Regions from separate parts of the Homo sapiens genome. Here all the other regions are linked to region 2. A link is a loop called in an ENCODE intact Hi-C map of the cell type or tissue named here. Cell type or tissue: Caco-2. All regions are shown on one strand. Links, peaks and the distances in the headings refer to the core of each region. The heading gives the core; the rest is flanking DNA. Region 1 overlaps LINC01350 (long intergenic non-protein coding RNA 1350). Region 2 holds the start of GS1-204I12.4 (a long non-coding RNA gene). Region 3 overlaps LINC01350 (long intergenic non-protein coding RNA 1350).

Region 1 (4,734 bases), core at 523-4,522, 61 kb before region 2:
CATTAAAGCATTAGGTATGGGGTAGTGAACTATTTTTGTAGGTAAAATCACAGGAGTACGAGACAAGAACTGAAGGAGTTTATCAGCAGGAAGGGTATTCTCTATTTGGCCTGTGTAATCAGAGATGTCTATTTGCAAGTCCATCAATAAGGGCAATACTGCTTTGAATTGCTTCTTACTTAAAGGAATCCTGATGATATCAGGATCATAACCTAGCAACTGATTGCATTGTCTGTGGCCTGAATAGATTACTTTACTGATTAACTGGATGTAGGGAGAAAGTGTTTTAGTTCCAGTATGTGAGCAAAAAAACCCATTTTAGAAAGCGCAGTCCTGGAGTCATCTGTCCTATTAACCCTGTAGGAGAGTGTTTAGTGGGAAAAATTAACAATTGAATTGAATACCATGGATCAATGCAATCTAGTTGCCTTTGAGAGATAGCTTGTTCTGTTTTTTCAATTTCCCTTTTTGCTGCAGGGGTTAAATACCTGGGAGAATCCAGGGCTGTATTGCCCTTTAAGATAGAAAACAGGTTTTGCAACTTATCTGTAGACATGTCCAAGGTGGGGTGAAGCCAGTTAATATCGCCTAGCAATTTCTGATAATCATTTAAGGTGTATAAGTTGCTAGTATTTAATTTAAACTTTTGAGGTCTTACTGACCAGGAAGTTAGTATGTATCCAAGAAATTTCCAAGGAGAAGACATCTGTACTTTTTCAGGTGCTATGATTAAACATCTTAACTGTGTATTTTTTACGACAGAGGTATATAGACTTAAAAACATTTGCTCTGTTGGGGCTGGTAGTAAAATATCATCTATAAAATGAATAACCTTGCAATCAGGAAATTCTTTTCTACTGGGGAGCAAAGCTTGATTTACTTGATACCTGCACATGGTAGGACTATTCAGCGTTCCTTGAGGAAGCACTTGCTAATGAAATTGGCAAGCTGGCGTTTCATTATTGATAGCTGGTATTGTAAACACAAATTTTTCTCTGTCCTGCTTTGCAAGTGAAATAGTATAAAAGCAGTCTTTTAAATTAATAACAATTATAGGCCAATCTTGAGGAATTGCTGTGGAGGAGGGAAGGCCCTGTTGAAGGGGCCCCATAGGTTGTAAATTAGCATTAATAGCATGTAAGTCATGCAAAAGTCTCCATATACCAGACTTTTTGGGAATGATGAAAATGGGCAAATTCCAAGGGCTGTTTGATGATTCTATATGACCTGTTTTTAATTGCTCCTCAACTAATTCTTGGCCTCCTTGTAATTTCTCCCCCTTTAAAGGTTACTGTTCTACTTAAATTGGATTTTGAGAGAGCCACGTTAGGGGTAGGAGATACATAACAGTGGCCATTATTAGAAAGAGGTCTTTTAAATTCTTAAGTTTTACTTATATTTTAGCAGAGAATTATAATCTGGGATGTTGCTTGTATACAAGGAACACATGAATTTTGCTGTGGGATGCCCACAGAGCCAAAGAGCAGTGGCATGGATCCCGGGGCAGTGGCCACATTGCATTTTCCTAGGCACCGCTTTTTGTCTGTGCCACTTTTTGTCTGTGCTGCTCCCTTCCCCCACCGCTGTGTGGCTGCTGCCGGCCGGGAGGACCCTGTCGGCCCGGGGCACCACAAGCTTCCCGGCTGCTGAGCCTTTACTTCCACCCATTGCCCACTTAGCCATGCAGCTCCAGCCTCTAATGCCTTTTCTTATCTTTTTATAAACGTTAAAAGAAATGTGTTTTTATACCTGATTGCCTTGTTGATCTTGCATTACTGGACAGGCTAAGAGCTCCCCTTCTAATGTTGCTTGCCTAAGATGGGGTCCCATAGCTGTAGCATATCCCTTGTCTTTTTTCCTATCAATTAGAGGAGGAGGCTCAGCCAAGACCTCCATTTCCTCTTTGTTATTTTGGCCCCAGTGATAGTGGGGCTGAGGGACAAAGAGGTGGTAAGGTAAGTGACAGTTCCTCCTCCTTCCCCATTTTAGGCTCTTCTGTGTATAATGAGACCACAGCCACTCTGACTAAAGCCTGTAGCATTAAAGCTGTTACTGGGACCTGTTACCCTTGCACATGGTGTTGTTTAAGATTTCTCCCCACTTGTTCCCAGAGCTCTACATCTAGTGTACCTTTTTCCAGGAACCATGGGTTATGGAATACAACAGTTCGCATTACGTCCCTTAATTGAGCCTGAGAAACCGAGACTCCACTAGCTTTTAAGAAGCTCTTTCAATACTTTTATATACTGTTTCTGTTGAGCTGATAACTGTTGTCCCATGGTGAAACCCTAGCCTGAACAATGCCCCCACAACTTGGAAATCCCAAGCGGGCACCAATGACTTACTGACTCACTGACTGTGCCGTCCTTTTCACCCCTATTTTTGAGGGTTCCATTATGATCCTTTGTAGTTTTCCTCACATGGGGCACCACCTGCCAGGGTCTGACCCGCAGACGTAGGCTGCACGATGGAAGAATAACATACTCAGACACTGATATTCAGTGAAAGAGCGGCTGGGGGCTGGGCTGTACACAGAAAAAAGTTGTAGCAGCCGTGTGCCCCAACTAGCTGGCCCTGTGGGCATTTGTTCAGCACAGATTTGATGACAAAGACTTTGAGTCAACACACCTGTGGATAATTAATCTGGTCGCCCTCCCCCGGAGAGAGCAGTCATGCACCCGTGGAAGATCAAAGGTCAGTCTTAGAACCATATAAGTAAACAAGCTATTTAGGTAAGCTCCCCCACATTCCTTTGTTATTTGCTCTTCTGCTATCAACTCAAGATAAAGAGGATTAGGCTGCCTTCAGCCAAATCTTTTACTGAAGCTATGCAAACCTCCTGGCCTTCCAAGAAGGTTTGTGTCTATTTCTTATAACTTTATAATTTTTCCCACCACCTTGACTGATCCCCTACACAGAAACAGGAGGACAGATGTGAAAACTGGAAGAAATTACAATTTCTCCAAGACATGGAGAGATTAGGTATGAGGGAGTGATGGAAAGGGGAGAATATAAGTGCTTTCTAGGTTTGGGGTTTGAGCAGTGGAATAAATGGTGATAAAATGTGTTGATGAAAGAGAATCTGTTCCAAGATGGCTGAATAGAAACAGCTCCAGTCTGCAGCTCCCAGCGTGATCGATGCAGAGGATGGGTGATTTCTGCATTTCCAACTGAGGTACCTGGTTCATCTCATTGGGACTGGTTGGACAGTGAGTGGAGCCCACAGAGGGTGAGCCAAAGCAGAGTGGGGCATCGCCTCACCTGGGAAGCACAAGGGGTCAGGGGATTTTCCTTTCCTGGCGAAGGGAAGCCGTGACAGACTGTACCTGGAAAATCGGTATACTCTGGCTCAAATACTGTGCTTTTCCCACAGTCTTAGCAACGAGCAGACTAGGAGATTCTCTCCCATGCCAGACTTGGCAAGTCCCACACCCACAGAGTCTTGCTCACTGCTAGCACAGCAGTCTGAGATCAATCTACGAGGGTGCAGCCCTGCAAGGGGCGTCCACCATTGCTGAGGCTTGAGTAGGTAAACAAAGTGGCTGGGAAGCTTGAACTGGGTGGAACCCACCGCAGCTCAGCAAGGCCTACTGCCTCTATAGACTCCACCTCTGTGGGCAGGGCATAGCTGAATGAAAGGCAGCAGACAACTTCTGCAGACTTAAATGTCCCTGTCTGACAGCTCTGAAGAGAGCAGTGGTTCTCCCAGCATGGTTTGACCTCTGATAATGGACAGACTGCCTCCTCAAGTGGGTCCCTGACTCCCATGTAGCCTAACTGGGAGACACCTCTCAGTAGGAGCCAAAAGACACCTCATACAGGCAGGTGCCCCTCTGGGATGAAGCTTCCAGAGGAAGGATCAGGCAGCAATATTTGCTGTTCTGTAATATTGCTGTTCTGCAGCCTCTGCTGGTGATACCCAGGACAACAGGGTCTGGAGTGGACCTCCAGCAAACTCCAACAGACCTGCAGCTGAGGTTCCTGACTGTTAGAAGGAAAACTAACAAACAGAAAGGAATAGCATCAACACCAACAAAAAGGACATCCACACGAAAACCCCATCTGTAGGTCACCAACATCAAAGACCAAAGGTAGATAAAACCACAAAGATGGGTAAAAACCAGAGCAAAAAAGGTGAAAATTCTAAAAACCAGAGTACCTCTTCTCCTACAAAGGATTGCAGCTCCTCGCCAGCAAAGGAACAAAGCTGGATGGAGAATGACTTTGACGAGTTGACAGAAGTAGGCCTCCGAAGGTTGGTAATAACAAACTTCTCTGAGCTAAAGGAGCACGTTCTAACCCATTGAAGCTAAAAACCTTGAAAAATGGTTAGATGAATGGCTAACCAGAATAAATGTGTATAGAAGACCTTAAATGACCTGACGGAGTTGAAAACCATGGCACGAGAACTTCATGAGGCACACGCAAGCTTCAATAGCCAATTTGATCAAGTGAAAGAAAGGATATCAGTAATTGAAGATCAAATTAATGAAATAAAGCAAGAAGACAAGATTAGAGAAAAAAGAGTAAAAAAGAATGAACAAAGCCTCCAAGAAATATGGGACTATGAGAAAAGACCAAATCTACGTTTGATTGGTGTACCTGAAAGTGACGGGGAGAATGGAACCAAGTTGAAAAACACTCTTTAGGATATTATCCAGGAGAACTTCCCCAACCTAGCAAGGCAGGCCAACATTGAAATTCAGGAAATAGAGAGAGCACCACAAAGGGACT
Region 2 (4,734 bases), core at 500-4,499:
ATCTGAATGCAAAATGATGCCAACAATGAAACCATAAAAAGATTGTGTCTTTCTAAAGCCTTAAGCTTTATAGTTGGTTGAATATTTGTCTTCTATTAGTATATTGCTGTGCTCATTTTCCCTGAGCACCTAGGTCTCTCAGCACCAGTGACTATGTTCCATTTGACTAGATTTAAAGTGCTAGTGGATAAAACTTCTGGATTCTGGGCCTGGCAGGCTATTTCATGTTCTCTGATAAACATTGAAAAACATCTCTAAGTTCTTCCATCATGGGACATGTGCAAGATGTATTTCAATTTTCCATGGCATTACAACTGTAGTTGCCTGACTGTTCTTCTTGCCCACTGCACAAACAAAACCAGTTTACTGAGACCATGGTACTATGGTATATAATTAATTAATTAGCACAAGGCCAGCTATGCAGAAGAACTGGAGTTATCACTCAAATCAGTCTTCCTGAACGTTCAGAGGTTAGGGTTTTGCAAGCATAGTTTGGTGGGAAGAGAACTAGGGAATGGGTACTGCTGATTGGCTGGGGATGCAATTATAGAGGTGTGGAAAATAGTCTTTGTGCATTGAGTCTGTCTCTGGATGGGTGGTTGTGGGGTGGGTGGGGGCCCACAGGACAGATGAGTCATCAGTGACTAGTCCAGGTTGGGTAAGTCTGAAAAACATCTCAAAAGAGCAATCTTAGTTCTACAATAGTGATGTTACCTATAGGTGCAGCTGGGGAAGCAATGAATCTTATGACCTCTGGCCACATAACTCCTGAGCAGTAAGGGATTGTAGAAACAGCATCTACATTTTAGCAGAATTCAGGGCCCTCCCATAATCCTAATCTTGGTAGGCTTCATTAGTTTTACAAACCTCAATATAATATGATTAGCTATGGCATCAAAAATCAGTGTAATATTGGTCCATCTTATTGTAGGAACCAAGGGAAAACTTCCCCTTCACCCTCCAAGGGATCACTAATAATCAACTGACAAAAGACAGATAAGTAGGAGAAAAGGCATACGAAAGTTTGTTTTAACATGGTTAGCACTGGGGAACTTAAGGAGGAAGATTGCCTAATAACCCAATGTGGTACAGAAGCTTATATACTCTCTTCCATAGGGGAGGGGAGAGATGGGGAATGTAGGCAATTCCTTTGAGGGACCACAGATGATTATTAGGGAGAACAGTGAACTTGTAAATGATTCTCTTTGGAATTTGAATGAGCCCTAGAGGCTGGAATTATGTTGTGAAAAAGTCCATCTCCCTGTAGTTGCATTCCTTAGTCTTCTTTTCTGAGACAGATAATGAGATTTCAGAGAAGGGAGGAAAACAATTGTATTTCTCTTAGAAAGAAGATTTCTTGGTCAGATAAGGAAATTCCAGAGAGAGTCCCTCCCTGTGCTTGAGGCAAGGGCTGAGGGACAAGGCAAAGTTAGAGGGACCTTGATTTGCGGGCTGCGTCTAAGGCCTCTTAGCCTGTCATAGCACCAGTGTTTGGGTTATTGCTTTCTGAGCCCCAACGTTATACTCTATCCAAAGGTTTATTTTATTTTAATTTTTTATAAACTCTATGTCCAAACAACTGTAAAACTCACAACATGTGACCTAAGGGTATCATAGTGAGGTTACAGTGACCTAGTAGTCAGTGTGTAATTTCTAGGATTTAAACGGTAAGCTGTTTTCTCTGTGGAGAATGACACTATAGTATACTATTTGGGGTTATGGGCAAGCTAATAGATTTGGCAGTTCTCATTTTTTCCCCTTGGTCAAAAACTACTCAAGTTCTGAATGCAAATAAGAGATCTCAGAGCAGCCTCAAGTACTCAAAACACTGAACATGGCTCTATAAAACAACAGGGTATAATGAGCTATCTTGGTTTCCAAATTGGGTCTGGGATTTTCCAAATTTTACCCCAAATACTGTCCTTTTGGCTTTAATACTCTCTGTACCAGATATATCAGAATGAGAGAATCAAGAGTAAAACAAACTTGCATTTCCCAAACAGAGAATCAATAATCTTTTTGGAAGAAAATTTTAAAGGATATCAATCATTAAAAAAAGCAAGTCTGGAAACGATGATGTGTCACTCATTATGCAAATATCATGCTAACTCATAAGGGTGCTTTTCAGACCAGATTATTCTACTTTCAGACAAGCCCACCATATTAGCTTCATTGCACAATATTTAATCTCTGTCCTTGAAGTTCACAAATTAACTTGCTCTGTGATTTCCTCCTTGTGATAGCCTCTGGCTGTGTTTTTACTGCCTTAACAGCTACTGGCAGGCAGCTTGTCTCCCACATTCACTACAAAGCAAACAGGAATTTGGTCCCAGGGTAATTGGCTGTTCTCCAGCATAAGAATGCAAGTTATTCATGAGCTTTGTGAGCTTGCTTCTGACTAACACAGACTGTTTTCACTAGGGAGCACAGGGACAAAAAGAGTTGTGAAGTTTTGAGTCTTCAGGATTATTCCTTTCAAGTATGTGATAACCTGTGATTCTTCTCCCCAACTATTTTCTAACCGTCCCCGACCTTTTCCACTTCCTTTCATTTCGTAGTGACTACCAGAAATTTACCAAGGAAGCTGCCATGAAATAACATGTTTCTTTTAGAAATACAACTGACTCAATAGACAGCTATGGATGTGCTGTTATTTTGGAGATACAGTAAGTTTACAGAACTTTTAAAATTAAATCTTAAGCAAAATATGTGGGTAAATGCCAAATAGATTGGTGAGAGCCTAGGTTAACAGTAATTCAAAAAAAAAATGGAGAAAAAGACTTGCAGTTTCAAAGATAGGAGCATATATACTTTAAATTTTGAGGTGCTGAATAACAGATTTAAAGTTTACAAAAAATTAAGAGGTTTAAACAAAAATAAAAAAAAAGCTACCCATTCATCATGGTCGGAAGAAAGTAAAAGAGAGAATTCTAAGCTCCTAAAAACAGGGGCATCTAAAAAGATTTTCCTTCTTTATTATCTTACCTGAGAGGTCCATACTGTAAATCTAGATACCATGTTTTCTAAATTATTCTGGAACTACACTACCCACACGACTGTAATATTTAAAATGATTGTCCAAAAATGTATTTAACAGAGACACCAACAAATGTTTGAGACTTACAAACAAGATAAATTTGTTAATTCCTTTAGTTCACTCAAAGCTGTACAATGATAAAAAAACCAAAATATTAAATATACTGTACACCCTGATTTATTTAAATTTTTATTATTACTTGCTGAAAACTTGAATGGAAAGATTTTGCTTTTTTGTAATGCAATTGTCAATGGAAAGAATTAAACTCTGTAAAATATTTGAAGAGATTTATTCTGAGCCAAATGTGAGTGACCATGGCCCGGGAGGTCCTGAGAACATGGGCCCAAGGTGGCTGGGGTGCAGCTTGGTTTTATACATTTTAGGGAGGCATGAGACATCAATCAAATACATTTAAGAAATACATTGGTTTGGTCTACAAAGGCAGGGCCATTCAAAATAGGGGCTTCCAGGCTGTAGGGAAATTTAAACATTTTCTGGTTGACAATTGGTTGAGTTTGTTTAAAGACCTGGGATCAACAGAAAGGAATGTCTGGGTTGTGATAACATGTCGTAGAGACCAAAGTTTTACTATACAGATGAAGCTTTTAGCTAGCAAGCATCAGAGAAAATAGATTGTAAAATGCTTCTTATCAGACTTAAAATCTGTGTTGATGTTAATGCCAGAGAGGTATAATGAAGCCTGTTCAACCCCCACTTCCTGTCATGGCCTGAAACAGTCTCTCAGGTTAAGTTTTAAAAGTCCTAATGTGTCCGGAATTGGTGGGTTCTTGGTCTCACTGACTTCAAGAATGAAGCCGCAGACCCTTGCGGTGAGTGTTACAGTTCTTAAAGATGGTGTGTCTGGAGTTTGTTCCATCTCATGTTTGGACGTGCTCGGAGTTTCTTCCTTCTGGTAGGTTCATGGTCTCGCTGGCTTCAGGAGTGAAGCTGCAGACCTTTGCGGTGAGTGTTACAGCTCTTAAGACGGCACGTCTGGAGTTGTTCGTTCCTCCTGTCCGGAGTTGTTCATTCCTCCCATCTGGAGTTGTTCATTCCTCCCAGTGGGTTCATGGTCTCACTGGCCTCAGGAGTGAAGCTGCAGACCTTTGCAGTGAGTGTTACAGCTCTTAAAGGTGGTGTGTCCAGAGTTGTTCATCCCTCCTGGTGGGTTCATGGTCTTACTGGCTTCAGGAGTGAAGCTGCAGACCTTCACCGTGAGTGTTACAGCTCATAAAGGCAGTGCGGACCCAAGGAGTCAGCAGCAGCAAGATTTATTGTAAAGAGCAAAAGAACAAAGCTTCCACAGTGTGGAAGGAGACCCCAGCAGGTTGCCCCTGCTGGCTCTGGCAGCCTGCTTTTATTCCCTTATCTGGCCCCATCCACATTCTGCTGATTGGCCCATTTTACAGAGAGCTGATTGGTCCGTTTTACAGAGAGCTGATTGGTCTGTTTTGACAGGGTGCTGATTGGTACATTTACAATCTGGCTAGACACAGAGTGCTGATTGGTGCATTTACAAACCTTGAGCTAGATACAGAGTGCTGATTGGTGTATTTACATACTTTAGCTAGACATAAAAGTTCTCCAAGTCCCCACCAGATTAGCTAGATACAGAGTGCTGATTGGTGCATATACAATCCTCCAGCTAGACATAAAAGTTCTCTAAGTCCCCACCCAACTCAGGAGCCCAGCTGGCT
Region 3 (4,734 bases), core at 450-4,449, 51 kb before region 2:
TTACATAAAAATGGATGTTTAATGAATGCTTTTTCTAAATGATTTCCTTTGGAGCTTTGATTAGTCATTTTAGTCCCCTGGGCTTCAATTTTCCCATTCTGAAAATAGATGGTAAGTGATGAAGAAATGTGTTTACTGTCATAGAGAGACGTCCAAACATATTGCTGAGTGGAAAAAGGAGTTTAAAAAACAACATATAATGTATAATTTCATTTTTATAGAACTATGTACATACATCATATTTCATATACCAATGTCTGGGAGAATTTTTTAACAAAATATCAAAATGAAATTATGTTTCTTTAAACTTAATATAAAATAGTAAAACTAAATTAAAAAAATTTTAAAACCATGCAAAAATAGATAATGAGTTTTCCTCCAAGGTAGGACAAATTTTATCATTTGTAAAGGAATAAATATCAAAATCAAGGTGGCTTACTAGAAGAAAACCCTAGGTTGGTTTATTTGAGCCTGGACCCATAAAGGACCATGCTAATGAGGAAATTTCTACTATTCCTAAGTGAAGGTGGAAATCAGGCTGGATCCAGGTGTCTTTTGGTCCTGCCTTAAACTTTGTCACTTTCTATAAGCCCATCCTTCAACATAATCTATTTCCATCTATGCTTTGCTAATAGTAACAACTCTACTTCCTAACCCATTTCTATAAGCAAGTTATTTTGGCTCTGCCTTTGAATAATTTTGTCAGTTAAATCCTGATTCCTTCTTTTTATTCAGGGCTTTATCCTAAGAATGCTCAGGAATCCTGAGTCCCAGCCCCGTGTCAGTTTTGGAAGACAAATTTCCTGCCTAGCTCTGCAGCACAAATGCTGCTCTGCCAGTTTTTCTGTGGCTTTGTTCCACCTTATCTGCAGTGGCCAATGGTAGGTATCATGTCCTGGTGCCCTCTGATGCAGCCTGCCACTTGCTCAGCTGTACCTTGGCATATATCCCTCTGTTTTGCGGTTCTTTGTGATTGTCCCTTTCAGATTAGAAGTGCTTTATAATAAATTGGTAACTGTGCTTATTTGGCTGTTGAAAAGGGAGTCCTTTTAAAAAGGAAACTTAGCCCTTAAAACACATACACACACACACACACACACACACACACACACACACACACACACACATTTAAATATTTTCCAGATTGCTTTCTTTGCTTTTAAAGGTCACCTGAAGGTGAAGGGGTTGAAGGACATTTTATTGGGCTGTTTACTCTGCATTAAATGTCCTTCCTTCTTTCTCCTTATCTAGTACAGCCCTACCTTCAAGGTCCAGCTGAAATTCCAGCCACTCTGTGAAACTTTTCTTATCACCCTGGCCTTGGAGATTTGCCCTTTCTCTGTGCTCTGGTAACACAGAATGTCTGCATTAGCTTTTTCAAACTTAGCCTATGCTGCCTGTCTGTGAAGTATAAGCTTTGTTTTCCCAATGAGACTATCAGCTTTGTTTTCCCAATGAGACCATCACTCGTTTATAGGCTTGGAGTAAGAGTGGCTGAAATCCTATCTCCATCACTTGTGAGCTGTACGACCTTGTTCAAGCCACTTCCCATCGCTGTGCCTTAGGCTCCTTCTCTGTTCAGTGTAGTCATAGTACCTATCTTTTAGAGTTGTTGGGAAGATTAAATGAAATAATACATGCAGTGTGTTTAGTACAATGCCTGGCACATAGTTAGTGTTCAATAATTAATATATTTTATACACTTGTAATTTAACTACTATGTAGTTAAAGGAACTGGTGAAACAGTTATGAAACAGCTAATAGTCTACAGAAATAGTTTCTGCTCTGCCAAATCCAGCAGGGAGCCAGAGGGCAAGGGAGTCAATTAAAGCACAGCAAGAAATTGTTTTTGCCCCAGGGGAATTTACATTCTAGGATTTAATAACTAATTAGCCAATTATTTATTTAAATACTAATCTTTTCAGAAGTACAGGGTGCCATAAAAATGTCTGTGTCTCCCTGAAAGTCTTGGGGAGGTTCCCCTGAGGAAGTGGTAAATGAATTTAGATCTTAAAAAGGAATAGGTGTGAACAAGTTGAATGTCAGGAAGTGTATTCTTGGCAAAGAGAAGACCATGTGTGGGGACTTTGAGCTGGAGGGAAGTGTGGATAATCTGAGGACCTCAGAGACAGCCAGTGTGGCTGGAGCATGATGGCTGAATGAGAAGAGAGAGAGCTCCAAAGGAGCCAGGTTGGATTTTAGGTCTGTCATTTTCCCAGTATCTTGTAACTATACATTAAGGAGCTTATTTATACTCATTAATGATTTAGTCTACGTGGATGCTGGTTCATCTGATTCTTTTAAACAATAAAAGAAAGTGTTTTCTGGGTATATGGTATATCGATAAGAGTCTGGTCAGGAAAACAGAAACTGCATTGGGCATTTCAACAGTGAGAATTTAATATGAGAAGTTGGTTAAACAGGACTGGAGAAATAAAAACCCAAAGAAGGGATGCTGAGGTCACAAAGAGAGAGTGACTATAAGAAGCTGCTGCCTCTCCAGATCAGAATCTTAAGCTTTGTCTGCATTGCCTCTCTCTCTCACTTCCAGTCTCTCACAAAGTCCTATCTTCACAGCTCAGAGAGCTATAATGCAGAACCTTATGTGTCAGGGAGTGGAGGACAGGAGGTGCAGGCCTGGTTGCTGCCCAGCACGTGCTGGTACCTCAGGAGCTCAGAAGAGCTGGGAAGACTTCCCAGCTAGTGCTGGTACCTGTACCTCTAAGAGGGCACATTCAGGTTAGTTCTTAGAATACTAAAATAAAAGAGGAGACTGAAGCCAACTGCCCATCCCAGGATGCAGAGCTATTATTGCTCAGGTGATGATAGGAAGAGGAAGAAAGCAAAGAGTCTGCCATTTAACCTCCCTCTAGCGGCCACTATTGGTAGAAGCTGACAGGGAGTCAGCAGGTTAAGCTGATTTGCAGAGTCCTAGACCCAGTATCACGTAATAAAGATATGAGGGGTAAAAAATAAGAACAATGGAGAAGGTGGATATTGATAGCTGGATATGAAGGGTGACATGGTCTTGCTTTGGGTAGCATTTGACTCTCTTATTTCTGCCCTTCAACATGCAATACATTACTTTCAAAGTCTTTGCAGAAAAATTATTTTATTAACTCATTAACTCTTTTGAGAGTAATCAAAATGAATTATTTTGCTAAAGCAGAAACATGGAAGAAATCTTTTTGTAAGTTTTATGCCATGCCAGTCACTGATTGGAGATATATTTATATCTATCTCTATATAGAGATAGATATTTTCACACATACAGACATATACACATATATATTTTATTTAATTTAAAAATTGTTGAAAAAGAACAAAAATTTGTAAGATCTCACTGTTGGCCTTCAAGCTGTTGGAAACTATGATACACATTCATGAAAAGGAGACTGAGGGTCATTATACAGGTTGGTTTCAGCTCCTAAGGGGTCCTGCCATCCCAGATCTGTGAACTCCAGGGAAAATCTCTACTTTTCTACCATTTCCTTGGTGATTGATTGCAAATCCCCTGGGGTTTGGAGAATCACATATATCTTTCCTCCCAGCTTCTGCTATAGGTTTTCATTTGCTGTTGAAGTTGAGCAGGAACCACCCAGAGCTCTACCCAGAGACCTTTTTATTTTCCCCTACCCCATAGCGTGAAATATTTTTGTTGCTTAAACCACAAACAATATGTTATAAATCATTTCTCAGTATTTATAAATAAAAATATTCTTAAAAGTTACACATTGTTTAAGCACCAAGCTGACTGAATTCCAACCACAAGCAACAGATGTTTTAGTCATCCCAAGCAATTCTAACGAAGATAAAACTGTGATTTTCATTTGATATTTTGGAACATTAAAAATAATTGTTGGAGTCCCCAATACTACTTTTAAGTGCCTCAGGAGACACAGACTTAGGTATAATTTTTTTCATGTGTACTATATTAAAAGATACATTTGCTTGGAAGACCTGTTTAGTGCAAAAGTGTGACTTTCGGCCAATTCCTCTTAATTAATGACAATGCTTCAGTTAAGTACTTTAGTTCCTTTGTATCAACTCCCATATTTCTCCAGAGAATTTGTGAAATAAGCACCTTGACTGGTGTGGAAGGAGTTTTTACTACAAATTTTTCATAAAAAAGGAACATTGAAATGCTACTTATCAAATTGGCTCATCTGTCTCAAATATTCATTTCCTAGAAATAATCCTTTGTTATTATCCGTAATAACTGAAACCTTATCGTTTTATTTCACCTGCTTTCTTTGTTTTGGTTTTCAGCATTAAAAAGCAATAATAACTTTGGCAAAAAATAATTCCTGTAGATCATTATTTTGAGGGTAGTCCTACTTGGCCTATTAGTTCCGCTGTAGTGCAATGTGTTTTGATATTGTTACTTAAATCAACACCAACCAGAATTACTGGCAGTCACAAACAAAAGTCTAATAATTCAGTGTTGAATTGTAAAGCAAAATGCATTTAAAAAATTAAGACTGCAAAGAAAGATGGAAATAACTGTATGATAAACATATAGACATGTTTATTTCTCAAAAATATGAGTTTGTTATAGATTCCTTAAAAAATTGCCTGGTTATCAATTTTTAAAAATAAATTACGCATTATTTATGTGTTTGCTTTTCTGCTGGTAACAATATTTATGTAACAAACAAAAAAATAAAAAACAAAAAAAAGAAAAACCCACAGTGCAAACATAAACCTTTGATGAGGCTTGGAATTCTTTCTACT

What was found. A loop is a pair of places that touch in the nucleus more often than their neighbours do. Peaks named below come from ENCODE experiments on the same cell type or tissue, not always from the same donor. Only the 100,000 strongest peaks of a DNase experiment are listed, where the experiment ranks them.
Region 1: a loop joins it to region 2, with 9 times the contacts of the local background. A loop is called at or near these places in 13 of 110 quality-filtered maps.
Region 3: it touches region 2 in a loop (3-fold over the local background); 14 of 110 quality-filtered maps call a loop at or near these places.

Annotation. Positions count from the first base shown.
Region 1 is chr1:185,583,324-185,588,057 of GRCh38, forward strand. All of the region lies in intron 2 of LINC01350 (long intergenic non-protein coding RNA 1350), which reads right to left. All of the region lies in intron 1 of LOC107985239 (a long non-coding RNA gene), which reads left to right. Among named protein-coding and RNA genes, the nearest start is that of LINC01350, 43 kb to the right of the region's middle. RefSeq lists an enhancer at 2,168-3,367. In Caco-2, for the core only: no CTCF peak of the experiment used is centred there; a DNase peak (open chromatin) is centred at 2,638.
Region 2 is chr1:185,644,133-185,648,866 of GRCh38, forward strand. GS1-204I12.4 (a long non-coding RNA gene) reads left to right here and starts at 2,377. Exons shown (of 3, transcript NR_188649.1): 1 at 2,377-2,666. The region is part of intron 1 of LOC107985239 (a long non-coding RNA gene); the gene reads left to right. RefSeq lists an enhancer at 1,841-2,754. In Caco-2, for the core only: no CTCF peak of the experiment used is centred there; DNase peaks (open chromatin) are centred at 1,419 and 2,299.
Region 3 is chr1:185,593,389-185,598,122 of GRCh38, forward strand. The region is part of intron 2 of LINC01350 (long intergenic non-protein coding RNA 1350); the gene reads right to left. The region is part of intron 1 of LOC107985239 (a long non-coding RNA gene); the gene reads left to right. Among named protein-coding and RNA genes, the nearest start is that of LINC01350, 33 kb to the right of the region's middle. In Caco-2, for the core only: a CTCF peak has its summit at 2,874 (motif pointing left); a DNase peak (open chromatin) is centred at 2,873.